2 separate regions of the Homo sapiens genome follow, and region 2 is linked to region 1. A link is an interaction called in ENCODE POLR2A ChIA-PET data of the cell type or tissue named here. Cell type or tissue: endothelial cell of umbilical vein. All regions are shown on one strand. Each heading gives the region's core, and the rest is flanking DNA. Links, peaks and the distances in the headings are about the cores only.

Evidence for each region. ChIA-PET counts read pairs that join two places held together with the same protein. Peaks named below come from ENCODE experiments on the same cell type or tissue, not always from the same donor. Only the 100,000 strongest peaks of a DNase experiment are listed, where the experiment ranks them.
Region 2: POLR2A ChIA-PET joins it to region 1 with 6 read pairs; 3 of 35 experiments call an interaction of 5 or more read pairs at or near these places.

The regions. Positions count from the first base shown.
Region 1 is chr17:51,212,404-51,217,628 of GRCh38, reverse strand. It overlaps MBTD1 (mbt domain containing 1), which reads left to right. Exons shown (of 17, transcript NM_017643.3): 6 at 213-295. Among named protein-coding and RNA genes, the nearest start is that of MBTD1, 45 kb to the left of the region's middle. In endothelial cell of umbilical vein, for the core only: no CTCF peak of the experiment used is centred there; a DNase peak (open chromatin) is centred at 2,508; H3K27ac peaks cover 521 bases.
Region 2 is chr17:50,962,106-50,966,679 of GRCh38, reverse strand. SPAG9 (sperm associated antigen 9) reads left to right here. Exons shown (of 30, transcript NM_001130528.3): 30 at 293-4,506. The coding sequence ends at 408. Among named protein-coding and RNA genes, the nearest start is that of TOB1-AS1, 98 kb to the right of the region's middle. In endothelial cell of umbilical vein, for the core only: no CTCF peak of the experiment used is centred there; no DNase peak of the experiment used is centred there.

The sequences.
Region 1 (5,225 bases), core at 541-4,540:
TCAAAAACATAAAGAAACTCCTGTTTGTTTGCAAATATGATATAAGCCAAAGCTCATGCTATTTAGAGAAGTTATTTGATCTTTACATAAAGAAAACGTTCTTTAAATGGGATAAATTAATTTTATGTCCTTTCACACATTTTAACAATGATAACCTTCTTATAAATAAAAGATTTGAGAATTATAATACATCTAAATTTGTTTCATTTTAGCAGTCTCCATGGAAGGTTTCAGCTGGGGTAACTACATCAATAGCAATAGCTTTATAGCAGCTCCGGTTACCTGTTTTAAACATGTAAGTACAGAATTTCTCACCTTATTTTGAAGTACTTAGTCATTGTTTAAATCTGAAGGTACAATAACACCTAAGCATCTTATCCTTAGAAGGTGTTTGTTTTTATGTCTTGTAACTGAAATGCTTCTTTTATTATTATACTTAATAATAGTTAACAAGAACTTCTGTAAGTTTTGTAAGTACAAGTTTCCTATAGAGAAATTGCAGTTTGAAGTTATTTTAAACAGGGAGAAGTACTAGTCTTCTCTTATAAATACTAATTTTCTTTTATATTTATTTATTTTTTAAATTTTTTTGTAAAGACATGGTCTCGCTGTGTTGCCCAGGCTGGTGTCAAACTCCTGGCATCAAGCAGTCCTCCCACCTTTGCCTCCCAAAATGCTGGGATTACAGGTATGAGCCACCATACCCAGCCTCATCAGATGTTCATATTAAGTTGAACTGCTAGCTTTGTCCGGGCACAGTGGCTCAACTGTATTCCTAGCAACTTGGGAGAATGAGGCAGGAGGATCACTTGAGGTCAGGAGTTCAAGACCATCCTGGGCTACAGAGTGAGACTTCTTTTCTACAAAAAATGAAAGTAAATGAAATTGCTAGTATTGTATATCAAAAATATGCATATTGACAATGTCATACGATTTGACCTAACAAACCATTCATTGTGTATGTTACTTAAATCTGCAATTTGAACTGATAATTCAGAAGAGGAAGGATCTTTTTTCTAATTTTTTTGTCTCCAAATGTTAAGTCACAAAAACAAGGAACTATTAGTAACATAGTATTGTGAGCTAAAATATGTGCTATATATATATATCATGAGAAACCCTTTAAAAGGTTTTCTTTTCAGCAAGTGGATTGTTACAGAGCATTTAAAATAATTTAGAATTATGTTTAAAATTTATCTGATGACAAGTTCTTTCCTTTTGATTATTTTATTCCTTTAGATTTGATTAATTCTGTCCAATACTTGTTTAACCTGACTACAACTTTAATTAATACTTAAAGATCTTTTCTGCTGCTATACATGTTTAAGAAGAAAAGAGAATTTAGAAAATACATGAACTTTTGTTTGCATTTAACATTTTGTTAACTTAGGGCTCTAGGCCGGGCACGGTGGCTCACGCCTGTAATCCCAGCACTTTGGGAGGCCGAAGCAGGCATATCACCTGAGGTCGGGAGTTCAAGACCAGCCTGGCCAACATGGTGAAACCCCGTTTCTACTAAAAATACAAAAATTAGCCAGGGGTGATGGTGGGCACCTGTAGTCCCAGCTACTCGAGAGGCTGAGGCATGAGAATCACTTGAACCCAGGAGGCAGAGGTTGCAGTGAGCTGAGATTACGCCACTGCACTCCAGCCTGGGCAATAGAGCGACACTCAGTCTCAAAAAAAAAAAAAAAAAAAAAATTAGGGCTTTATTTTTAGATAACAGCATATGAACAAAGCTGAGCTTAGGTTCCTGTTGTAGAAATCTAAGTGAATTTTCACTGATTCATGGCCATTAAAGGAGTTTGATCAAAGTCAAGCAGGTTAATTTGCTAATTCTCATTCTTGAAAATACAATATGAAGCCCTTAGTCAGTGACATCTTGCCTTAAATGGAATCTTATTTCTGTGTAAAGTAGGTGATTTATTTTGCTGTAATGTTGATAATAGTGTCACATTTGTGAGAAATATTCCATACACAGCAATAGCAGCTTTAAAGAGAGATCTTTAAAAAGAAAATCTTTAACTCTCTTCTCTTGGGATATTGCTTTCTTGACGCTCAGAATTAGATTAAGTTCTCAGTTACAGTAACTCTTTCATCTCAGATTCCTGGAACATTTGTCTTTTGTCTCCTTCGGAATGGCCTTTCTCTCTCTTTGTATCTCCTTTTATATTATAAACCATATCAGACTGTTTTCTGTAAGTAGTCAGGGTATTAAAAAAAATGGCATTTCAACCCCAGAAGCATAACATTTTGTTTTCTGTCCAAATCTTTGAATTGTTATACTATATTAAAGTTATTTATGAGAAAATCTCTATGGTAATAATGAACTTGATTGACTTTGTTCAATTCTGCCTTTTTTGAGATTGAAATGTTCTATCAGGGAATCAAGCAGCTAACCTTACCACATGATTAATGATAAGAATGTGGAGCCTCTGCTTTCTCACTCAGAAGTGAGGCATCTGTTTCTCAATTATGTGGACCCAGTGCCTTCCTGTTCCATTTACCTCTCTTTACTGCCTTCTTATCAAACAGGAAAAATCTGTCTTAGTAATTCCTTGGTATGTTTTTGTACAAAGAGCTTGCTCTCTTAACTGGCATATTCATTTGAAGCCATTTTGTTAAGGGGGCCACACTTCATTGCTGCACTTGATTTTGTCCTTTAGAGTTGACTCTTCCTGGTTGTCCCCTCCGAAACAGTTTTCTGGGTCTCTAAGGAGAGTTACTAGCTTTGTCTTTAGAAAACCTATAGTCAGGAGCTACTAGGAGTACAAGATCCTGCCTTGTATCATCAAAGTCTTCTAAGACTTGATACTTGCTCTGAAACTGGTTCATTAGTCAGGAAGGCCTCTTTGTTCCAGACTCTACACCTGCCTTCTCTTCTACTTGAGTACAAGTCGGGAGCCTTTCCTGCTCCTAGGGGATTCTTTTTCAAACATAATTTATGAAAGAACACCCAGCATGTAACATGTAACACGGAAGCGGAGCTGTTGTGATTGAGTCAGGAATTGGGATGGGGACGCTGTCAGAGCCCTGGCTTCTTTAACTTAACCCAACCTCTTCTTCTAGAATAAGGATCCCAGATAAATACTTTCTGTTTTCCAGCACTTAGATATTACTGTGATTAGTTCTAAAATCATAGAATTTCAAGAATATAATTCTTCTTTCCATGGTCTGTCTGTAAGCTTCTGAGAAAGAACTTTCTACAGAGTAGATCATAGGACTATATCTTTTTTGATAATTCCTGTAACTATTTATAGTGGCTTATACTCAGTCACTCAATTACAACAGTATTGGACAATTTTTTTTTTATAATCGGCAGTGGAAATCAAGCCCCAATTGACATTTAATATTTCTACTTAGGCTGGGCACAATGGTTTATACCTGTAATCCCAACACTTTGGGAGGCCAAGGTAGGAAGATGGCTTGAGGCCAGGAGTTTGAGGCCAGCCTGGTCAACATAGCAAGACCTTGTCTCTACAAAAGTGTATGTGTATGTGTATATATATATGATGTGCATATATACATATGTGTGTATGTATATATATATGTGTGTGTTTATACATATATATACACACATACACACACACATATATACTACTAAAAAATCTGTGTATTATGATTGGCCGATATGTCTTTTATTGTATCTAGGGGTTAGTTTTTCAGACCTTTTATTTAAGCATCATAATTGCCCTTTTTTTTTTTCTTTTCTTTACTTGCCATACATTGGCAAGAATTCCCCTTTTCTCTAACAAAAATCTTAGACCTCAGAACACAGGATAAGAGGAAACTGCGTTGATTGTTCTGGCAGAGATGGGGTGTTGCTGCCAGAGCCTTGGCTCCTGACATTTGAACACCCCATCGTTGGCAGTTCCTGAGGCTGGAAACCACTAAAATTGGGTAATATCACTTTTAATTAATCCTAAATCACAAAGCTAGAAGGCATCTTTAAAATCATCTGGTTCAGCTAGTCCATCTCTTATAAATGAAGAATACTTGCTACTTTGTTGAGTAGCTGGACTATAATTTTCAGCTTTGGGCTTTAACCCATTTTTCATAATGCAAGTCTTTTTTTTTTTTTAATGTGCTTTTTAATTAAGCCCCTAAGAGCAGTATCCATATCTATCCTAATGGTGGAAAAATCTCCAAAATAGTAATACAGTATTATATGCCAGTTAGGTGCAATGTATAGATCAAAGAAATTCACAGATTATTTTCTATTAGTAATTTAACTTTAACCCAGCAGAGCCTTCAGTTGATGTCTGTATATTCAGAACATTTGGCTTTAAAGCACTCTAGCCAAGAGCAGTGGCTCATGCCTGTAATCCCAGCATTTTGGGAGGCCAAGGTAGGAGGATCAGTTGAGCCCAGGAGTTTGAGACTAGCATGAGCAACATAGTGAGACCTCATTTCTACAAAAAAATTAGCTGGGCATGGTGGCACATGCCTGTAGTCCCAGCTACTCAGGAGGCTGAAGGGGAAGAATTGCTTGAGCCCAGGAGGTCAGGGCTGCAGTTAGCCCTGATCGTACCACTGCACTCCAGCCTAGGTGACAGAATGAGACACTGTCTCAAAAAATAAATAAAAATATATGCTCTTCAGGCCAGGCACGGTGACTCACGCCTGTAATCCCAGCACTTTGGGAGGCCGAGGCAGGCGGATCACAAGGTCAGCAGTTCAAGACCAGCCTGATCAACATGGTGAAACCCCGTCTCTACTAAAAATAGAAAAAAAATTAGCTAGACTTGGGAGGCTGAGGCAGGAGAATTGCTTGAAACCGGAAGGTGGAGGTTGCAGTGAGCTGAGATTGCGCCACTGCACTCTAGCCTAAGCAATAAGAGCAAAATTCCATCTCAAAAATAAATAGATAAATAAATTAAGCACTCTTCATTATTTTTTAATTACTTAAAGACTAAATTGAAGCACTTCTATTTCCCATTATTTGCCATGTGAAATCAAGTAAAACTTTTTTTTTCCTGGGTATTGTAGCACGGGCTAAAATGTATAAATGTACATAAAGTCATTTTCTTTCAGTTTTATATTTACAGACTTCAGATTTCTTCTGTTTGGTACCTAAACTAATAATCCCATGTCTTATTGATGCTGTCTTTACTAAGATCAGAAATGTTGAAATCATCCCATTTTCTCCCTCAAATACAGTTGTAGTTTGTACCAAAAAAAAAAAAAAAAGTCATTTGTACACATAGATGCAGAAACTTTTCAGC
Region 2 (4,574 bases), core at 1-4,000, 250 kb after region 1:
GACCATCGGTATGCAGACATGTTGGGGTGGCTTTTTAACGTAGTATAGTGAACTGGATTTTATAAATACAGTCTGAAAAATGAATTAACCTTTTCTGAAGTCAAGCAGTGGCTTGGGTGAATATGGGTGAGGATTCTGACTCTTAGTATTTCTTCTACTATTTACTCTCCAGTGAAAGTCAGACAAGTTTTGGGCATCTTGTTCATGGACTAACCACGAGCATTACATCTGACTCACATCATTCTATATTTTATGTGTTCAGCCTAACTTGAGTCTTCTTATCATTCACTAGGTGATGAAGGTGGAGAATCAGAACTTCTTGGAGAGGATCTTCCACTTGAACCTTCTGTCACCAAAGCAGAAAGGAGTCACTTGATAGTGTGGCAAGTGATGTATGGCAATGAGTGAGCCCATGGGAAACAGGTGGAGATGGGGAAGCCGTCTCTTCTGCATGGTTTATTTTCCCTCTATCCTTTTATTTAATGCTCTTTTGTGAGATAAGTTTCACCACATAATGTGTGAGCATTTTTTCCTGTTAACTTTATATTACAAAATCCGTTCTACCATAACAATACAGAGGAACTAGCTGTGTTACTGCACCAGTGTTATAGGTAACTTCAGTATATTATGAACAAATCAAAGAATGTTTACTTCCTGCAAACTGGTGAATTATAGAAAGCAATCCAGATGTGGTTTACTCTGCCACAGTCTAATGTCATTCACTTCATTTGATGGGGTCACTTGTTAGCTGTCACTAATAATGGAATTAATGGGAAACACTTGATAAATGAAACTGTACCGTTAAATACAATAGCTGAGTTTTCCCCAGTGTATTGTAAAATTGACACACACTAATACAAGATGGATTATCAGGATGTATCTAAATGTCCCGAGAGGGTTAAAAGCTAACTGTAAATTACTTTAACTTTCACTTTCAAATCTGACAAATCTTGTTTATATGGTATATAAAACTTTGTTTTCATCAGATTTGGGGGGGTTTTATATTAAAGAAATTAAGACTACACTATTTAAATAAACGTTTCCTGTTTCTGACTTATTAGAGCTCTAAAGTTTATGAGGCCTACTTCTCTGAATATTCTGATGGGTTTTTTTTGAGACCAGTCTCATTTTCATACTGACATGTCTGAAAGATTTATTATTTATAAAGCTTAGGACATACTCTGGGAAGCTTAGAAGATACTTCAGCACTGGGAGGATTTTTTAAAGGAAATGTGTTTTGTATTTCTTGTACCAGAGAATGGTGATGTTGATTGAGTTTTTTCCATGTAAAAAATGTACTTGTTTGCCAAATGTTCCTAGATTGCTCTTAACCTGTTAATACAAGTAAAACTGTAGTGGGGATGGAGTCTGGCCTAAGTACAGAATGAGGGATTTAATTAGAAAAGTTATTTTCTTTTGTTCTGTATCAAACTGCAGAACAGCTATATACTTGGTATTTTGTACGTGAATAACGTTTTAGCTTTTGTGCCCTTTTGAGCTTGAAGGGTTATCCTCAAAGGGGAAAACTATGAAGGGGAAGAAGACAAACCTAAGATACCATAAAGTAAAGGTTGACATTACATATTTTCATTCACAATGCCCATTAAAAAAAAAAAATAGGTTGGGCATGGTGGCTCACGCCTGTAATCCCAACACTTTAGGAGGCTGAGGCAGATGGATTGCTTGAGCCCAGGAGTTCAAGACCAGCCTGGGCAACATGGCGAAACCCTGTCTCTACCAAAAAAAAAAAACAAAATAAATTAACCGGGTGTGGTGGCACATGCCTGTAGTCCCAGCTACTTGGGAGGCTGAGGTGGGAGGATGACCTGGGCCCAGGAGGTGGAGGTTGCAGTGAGCCTTGATAGCACCACTGCACTCCAGCCTGGGTGACGGAGCAAGACCCTGTCTCAAAACAGACAAACAAGCAAAAAATAGATTAAAGTCTGGATTTCACTGATTTTCTTGCTTAATAAGTTTTTTAAAACCACGATGCTGCAATTTTTTCCCTCTCAAGCTTCTTGAAAATGTGTGATTTACCCTTTTTTATCTATTACTCTAGGCAAAGCTAAATATGATTTTTTTTTTTTTTTTTGAGACGGAGTCTGGCTCTGTTGCCCAGGCTGGAATGCAGTGGTGCGATCTCAGCTCACTGCAACCTCCACCTCTCAGGTTCAAGTAGTTCTCCTGCCTCAGCCTCCCAAGTAGCTGGGATTACAGGTGTGTGCCACCCTGCCCAGCTAATTTTTGTATTTTTAGTAGAGACAGGGTTTCACCACATTGGCCAGGCTGGTCTCAAACTCCTGACCTCAGATGATCTACCCGCCTTGGCCTCCCGAAGTGCTTGAATTACAGGCGTGAGCCCCCGCGCCGGTCCGAAGCAAAGCTAAATGTAATTTTATGTACTGTTTTAACAGTATAAACCTATGGGATAAAGGCCCCCAATCATCAGAAGGACTACTGAAAAGAAAAGAAAGCAAACGTAGATGTCAAATTGTCTAAACATTCTTAAGTACCACTGATTTTTTTTTTCTGGACTATTATACAAAGATGTCTGTAAAAAGTATACCAGTGGCTTTTATGCATATACACGATTAGGCTAGATTGTGAAGTACATGGGATTTCATGAGCCAGAGGAGGCATTTGGATCCATTGGGCCACATGTGACTATAAGCACATTGTGTACACAATAAAATTGTAGCCACTCATGTATTAAAACTGTTTTGGTAAAAGCTGTATTAAAAGAATAATTTTTTGCTTGAGCTACTTAGTCACTTTTTTGCAGGGCACCAAAATGTAGGCTACTTTTCCATAGCTTGTTTGCTATGTTTTTATTTCATCTTAAATCTGAGCCATTTTTGGCAATATCTTTTAAAAAATCATTATTAAACATTTATTGGAAATGTTGTATAGATTCACAAGAAAGAGACACCAAAGTGTTTGGGAATTTTAATCCCAAGAAGTAAACATCCCAGAGTCAGATCCCATTTGCTGTTGTTCAGCCATGTTTGTATGACTGAATGTAATTTAGGAAATCAGGAGTTAGAGATGAAAAATACAAACATGTCAAATGGTTGTAATTGCTTTTTTTGAACTTACTGGCTTTAACTTAAGTAATATAGGTGTGTAGTTGTTTTATCTAAAGATGTCAGATTATCTGTGGCCCTGTTAATTAACTGCAGGGACCAGAGAGAGGACAAAAATGCCTGTATAATTTGCTTTAAAGGCTTGTCCTTATGTTTGTAATTTCAGTTAAATATTTTCTACAGATTGCTTCACTTCCCCTTTCCCCCAATAACAAGTTCATATTCTTGTAATGTTTACTTTGGTCAACGTGGTAATTTTTGGAAGAAAATGCCAAAATGTAAGCTTCTCACAAGCAGCAAAGGAATGTAACTGCCTGTAGCTACCACATCAAGGGAGAGAAGAGGCTTGCGTACTTTGGGTTGATCTCACTGTACAAAAAAAGTGTACCCCTATTGGAAGAAATAAGGAATACTTGAAGGTTTCTCCTTTTTTTACACTTGAGTCATGTGCAAGGTTGAACCATATGAAATTGCCAGTGTTCAACCATTGCTGATCTGCAAAAGCGACAATATCATATGCCTCAACCTAACACTTACTCTTAAATGCAGGTTAAAATCTCTGTGAGGCAAAGGGATAATATTCTCTAGGAACTCACTTTTGAGAGTATTTTTCTCTAACCCATGTGGATCTAAATTTTAAAAATAGGAATGAATCTCTTAATTGCAGCTTGTGGAGAGTATAAAACATTTTGAGCACAATATGCAGCACATAACTTTTCAGATTGTGTTTGCATAGAAAAGGTTAAAATCAATTCTTTCAGTTACTGTATTGTTCATTTCTTGTAAAGGTCTTCCTACATTTGAGACGAGACCCTTTAACATAGGCTGCCTTAGTAACAAAATAAAACAGATGTGTCATAATATTAACTGTCCTAAAGAACATGTGTCTTGCAAATGCCATGGAACTGAATATTTATTTCCTTGTGAGTATTATGACCGTTACCAAAGGACTCAACCAGATTTAGGGCTCTTCTTAATTGATCATGTTCAGAAAGGGACTCATTTGGTCCCACTTTGTAACATGGGAAGAGTAGAAGAGAAAATTAAATGTGGAAATCATAAATGCTTTTCTAACAGGGTTATGCTATTCTGTAACACTAAATGTCTGTCTTTTCTCTTAAAAGATTAAGTTTTATTAATTTTGTCATACATTTCTCTATTTGAATATATCTTAACCATTTTATGTTCCAAATTCGTTTTTTGTCCAAGACATTCTATCAGAATTTTACTTGCCTCTATAATCTGAAAAATGGGTTCTAGAATGTCCCACTTGCTGTCTCTTAGAGGCTGAGCTTCATTTCTATGAGCAAAGAGCTCATTTAGCAATGTAGTTATTTCAGTATTTATTTCTATTATGGAATCCCTGGGGTTCAGAATGTAACTTTGTACATGAGATATATATAAATATGTATATGAACATGTATGAGGTCTAGTGTGTTTTGTTTTGTTTTTACCGTTCCTGGGGATCTGAACTTGGTTTTTATTTGCAAG